2 separate regions of the Homo sapiens genome follow, and region 1 is linked to region 2. The links are chromatin loops, found by intact Hi-C in ENCODE. Cell type or tissue: breast epithelium. All regions are shown on one strand.

Evidence for each region. Hi-C counts contacts between places; a loop is a spot of excess contacts. Peaks named below come from ENCODE experiments on the same cell type or tissue, not always from the same donor. Only the 100,000 strongest peaks of a DNase experiment are listed, where the experiment ranks them.
Region 1: a loop joins it to region 2, with 5 times the contacts of the local background. A loop is called at or near these places in 1 of 110 quality-filtered maps.

The regions. Positions count from the first base shown.
Region 1 is chr2:99,963,722-99,966,221 of GRCh38, forward strand. All of the region lies in intron 7 of AFF3 (ALF transcription elongation factor 3), which reads right to left. Among named protein-coding and RNA genes, the nearest start is that of AFF3, 180 kb to the right of the region's middle. In breast epithelium, no CTCF peak of the experiment used is centred here; no DNase peak of the experiment used is centred here.
Region 2 is chr2:99,600,416-99,602,915 of GRCh38, forward strand. It overlaps AFF3 (ALF transcription elongation factor 3), which reads right to left. Exons shown (of 25, transcript NM_001386135.1): 14 at 1,020-1,206. Among named protein-coding and RNA genes, the nearest start is that of REV1, 110 kb to the left of the region's middle. RefSeq lists an enhancer at 1,192-1,754. In breast epithelium, no CTCF peak of the experiment used is centred here; a DNase peak (open chromatin) is centred at 1,075; H3K4me3 peaks cover 543 bases.

The DNA.
Region 1 (2,500 bases), 360 kb after region 2:
GAAACAGAAGAATGAGGAGTCAGAAAAACAATAAAAGACTTAGCCCAAACATATCAATAATTACCTTAAAAGTAAATAGTCTTAACAACCAAATAAAAGACAGAGATTGTCAGAGTGGATAAAATAACATGATCCAATAATATGCTGTCTATTAGAAACTGATTTCACATACAACTTCATATGTAGATTGAAAATAAAAGGATAGAAAAAGATATACCATACAAACAAATAAAAAAAGGCAGAAATGGCTATATTAATATCAGATAAAGTAAACTTAAGAGCAAAGTAAAATACTAAAGACAAAGAAGAATGTGACATGATCATAAAACAATCAATTGACTAGGAAGGTGTAACAATCCTAAAAGTATATGCACCAAACAACAGGGCCTCAAAAATTGATACAGCTGAAATGAGAAACAGATAAATCCATAATTATAGCAGGGGACTTAAATACCCTACTTTCAGTAATAGTCAGAACTACTAGACAGAAAATCAGCAAGGATATAGAAGAAATGTACATCACAATCAACCAAGATATAATTGACATATATTTTAAAACTCTACTCAACAGCAGAATACACATTTTTCAAGTGTTCATGGAACGAATGTTCATCATGATAGAGCATATTCTGTGCTACAGAACAAAATTCTACAAATTTGAAAGAACTAAAATCACACAGAGCATGTTCTCTAGATCATAACAAAATCAAACTAGAAATCAATAACACAAAGACAACAGAACAATCTCCAGATACTTGAAAATTAAACATTCATTTCTAAATACTGAATGGTTCAAAGATGACATCTCAAAAGTTATATTTAAAAATCCATAGAATGTAATAAATATAAAAATACAACACATCAAAATATGTAGCATGCAGCTAAAGTAATGCTGAGCGGGGAATTTACAGTACTAAATGCCTACATTAGAATGAGGAACTTCTAAAGTATTACATGCAAAAATTCTCCATAAAATATTAGCAAATTAAATCTAGCAATGTACAAAAAGAATTATGCACCATGATTTATTTAGGATTTATTCCTAGGACACAAGGGCAACATAAGGGATCTTTGTGGTCATGAAACTCTTCTGTATCCTGACTGTGTTAATGTCAATATGCTCATGATTGTGTTGTAAGATATTAGCACTGGAGGAAAATGGGTGAAGGGTACACAATCTCCTTGTGTTTTTTCTTACAACTGCATGTGACTCTACAATGATCTCAACAATTAAAGCACCTGTGGATGCTGACTATAATTCAACTCAGCCATCAATGTTTAAGCAATGTTATGTTATAGAAGACTGACAGTGTCGTGGTTGTTGATACTCAGGGGTAAGACTCTCCAAAACTAGGATTTGAGATTGTTGTCTGAGATTTCAACTTTATAAACCACGCGAAATGAACAGAAGATGAAATACACAAATTTTCAAAAAAAATCACTATGATCACTATGATTGTTAGACATATAAGACTAGATTATAAGCTGACAGAACCCACCTATTCAAAGAAAGGACATGTGGCTCAGAAGGATGGTTGAAGAAACCATGCTAACAAAGAAACAAAGAAAGTGCACAGCATCCATCCCAACTACTTCCAGGGGAAAAGAAGCCTTAGTCAAATCTATTACTAATACCCTGTTGGTAAGGCATCTGCACCATGGAGGAAGAAACACAAAATTGTATTCATTGGACTTCAATTATTCCAGTCCTGCTCTCTTTCCTGGAGTGCACAGTAGATAAATGAAAATATTTAGAAATCCACATTAAACTTGCATCGGAAAACTGAGAACAATAGCTGAAATTTATGGTTGTACACAGGTCTGCCTTTGCTTTTTTCCTCTAAGCCCGCCAAGATCACAATCCTATATTCTTTCCAAAGCCTTTTAGTCCTTTTCCTGTTTAAATGAATAAATTGACATTCTGGTTTCACATGTTTGTCGTATTAGTTTAGTTTATGTGAATCCACTCTCAAGAGTTTGGTGGCAAAACTAGCCTTCTGAGCCCAAGGCCCAGCCTATGGGCTGTGAGAAATTCACCACTGAAATGGCACCAACCACAGGTGACCCGTTAGAAGTGGGGCGAGCTCTCAAGATGACGGACATTCTTTCTGTTTTGTGGTCCAGTGTGATCTTTCAAACCTACTAGTCATATTTCTGCCAAAACTAGCTAATTAGACATGGTGCTTTGTTCTTTGACTATATATATTAACACAAATGCCTCATGATGAGTAGAAATATACTATACATGAGATTTTTATTTTGACTAGCAAAAAATTTTGCATTTTTGTTTACTTTAAAGCACTACGAAAAATCCAAGATATTAAAATTATTACAATAGACAATGAAATTATTTTCTTCCAATACCAGATTTTGATATAGACTTTTATTAATAAATTTATATTGAGTTTTCCAAACCACATCCATCTTTCTCTGTCAGGACTCCCACCTAGTTTCCTAATGCCCAGTGCTCAAGTAGCCTGTCAGGTAAAAAGCAACTAAA
Region 2 (2,500 bases):
CCACTGCTTTCAGGTGTGATAACATCCAAGGCACCGCTATAAAAGCTGGACACGGGGATGCTGATCGGGCCCATTAAGGTGCTCCCCTCCCACTGAGATGGTTTGTAGAAGTGGGTTTAGTTCCATTTCAGAGCCTATTTAGGAATATGGCCCCCCCAAATGGTACAGAGGGCTGTAAGTAAAAAATTAAACCTGACAATCATTAGTCATGTCAAATGTTTACGCACTCAAGAAGAAACTCTATTTTACTCCTTGTTTAGAAATTAGAGTCTACCCTTAGAGCTCTGCAGCCTGGGGAAGTTTCTCTCAGCCCTCTCCCAAGAATCTTCATGCTCTGAATTACTATTTAATTTTCCCCTTCCTACTTTAAAGTAGAAACAGCAATGGTTTTTATTGGTACCTTCTAATGTTTTTATAGGAGGCACCTAAATCTTCCACATAGATACTCATCACAGCTATAAAAGGTTTCATCATTTTTTTAGGGTGATGCTAATTTTTCTTTTTCTATTTTCACAAAGAAAACACAGTTAAGAAGGTTTTATTAATATTTATAGCCCTTCTTCTTCTGATCCGTGACAAACCGCAAAAAGGTAAGAATCTGACCATGTCCAACCCATAAAACCCCTTTCCCTGTGATTTATGGGTGGTCACACTTCCCAGGCGGTGAGTGGCTCTGTCCAGCGACTGCCCTGGCTGACCCCAAGGGAGACCTGAGCCATAGGTTATTTCCTGTCAGTGATGTTTATAGCATACTTGGAAATTTCTGGAAGTCAAGAGAGAATCTGGGGGCAATGAAAGTTGATGTTTCTGTACTTCAAAGGAACCTGTGAAATTAGGAGACTGTGAGGAGGGGGAAAATGTGGAGCCCGAAGCCCATAGCCTCCTCCTTCCCAGCACCTGGCTTGGGGTCTGCAGGAGGGAGGAGACCTGCAGCAGTGTGACAGTGACAATGCCCGGACTTGCTATCCTCATAGAGACAGAAGTGGGCAGAGGAGAGGCCTGAGCCAGGCAGCGCTTACCTCGGGGCTGGAGAAGTGGGGGGGCTTGCTGCCCTCACTCTCGCTGGAGCTGCTCTCGGTCTCCGAGTCAGATCCGGAGCTGCTCTCTGAGTCGCTGGAGGAGCTGCTGCTGCCGCTGCTGCTGCTGCTGCTGCTGCCCTTGCTGGAAGGCACCGAGGTTCTGCAGTTGGGCTGCTGGACCACGGCGCTGCCAGCCCGCGAGGCCCCCGGGAAGCAGAGGGAAGGAAAGCCAAGTGAGCAAACAGGAAAACACCACCAAGCTGTCATGCACCCTAAAGAGGGAGGAGGCACGCAGCCTACACATCTGTCAACCATGACCTGGAACTCAAAGAGCAGGCATCGAGGTCAAAGTCATCCTAAAGGTTAAAGCAACTCATATACAGAAATAAAATTGGGGGTGAAGTTGGTGCCCCTTGGTAGTCGGGCACTGGTTATTCGTGTGGCCATTTTGGAAGGGAAGGTGGTATAACATCCAAATGGCTGTTTCCATTTTGCTGCTGTTCTGGGAATGGCTTTTCAAATGCATCCCCAAATCCAATCATCTACAAAAATGCAAGGAAATCCAAAAAGCTTGAACTATTTTGCAAAGCATGAAAATGACTGCTTTATTTTTGCCCTAGAGGAAAATGCAGCATGATGGCAGGGATTAGGCAGAGGGCTGTCAGGAAGGGCACGGCGTTCTGCTCTGAGCTTTCATGACCTGCTGGAAGGTTCCAGAGACGAAGGGACTGTCCAAGTTCATGTCTTGCTTCCTCCCTTTTCCCACCTGTAGTTGAGTGCTGTAGCGATTACAGGTGCTGGGATGTTGTTATAAACTGTAACCTTCCTTTGAGCCCTTTCCTAGAGAACTGAAGATCCCTCACTGACACACTTTCGTATATTCCGGACTTTAAAATTCAATCCCGGTGCTGTGACTTATAGGAACTGCATTTCACATTTATACTTGATGTTTATATCCATGCTGAAATTTGCCAGAAAGTCATTACATACTCAAAGATAACAAGAAAAATTGACTGATGCTTTCCGATAGTAATTAATTAACCATAAAAATTCAAATAGCATACATCCACCCAGAAAGTGTTTGAGCAGAAAAGAAAATTTCAGTACTCACATAATATTCAACATCTTCAAAGTCCTTTATTAACAAAATTGAAACACACCATACTGTGTTCTTTTGAGGTCAAGCTCTAAATACCAAAAATGCCGGTCACTCTTGTATGTTGAGTCAGCAAACTGCTTCCAACTGTGACCAGTGCTTCTATAGGACCGAGCATCAATGAAGGCCAGGGGCCAGGGAGCTTGTGGGGGTTTACGGTCTCAAGTGCAAAGCAGCCTGGACATGGTAAAGGACTTGTTTCACCCATCCCTTAAATCTTTGATACGTGCTTTGCCCAAAGAGGACTTTCATAAATCCTGGGTATGGGGGTGGGGATGGAGGTAATACTCATTGGAGCTTTGTTTCTATAAAAACCACCAGACAA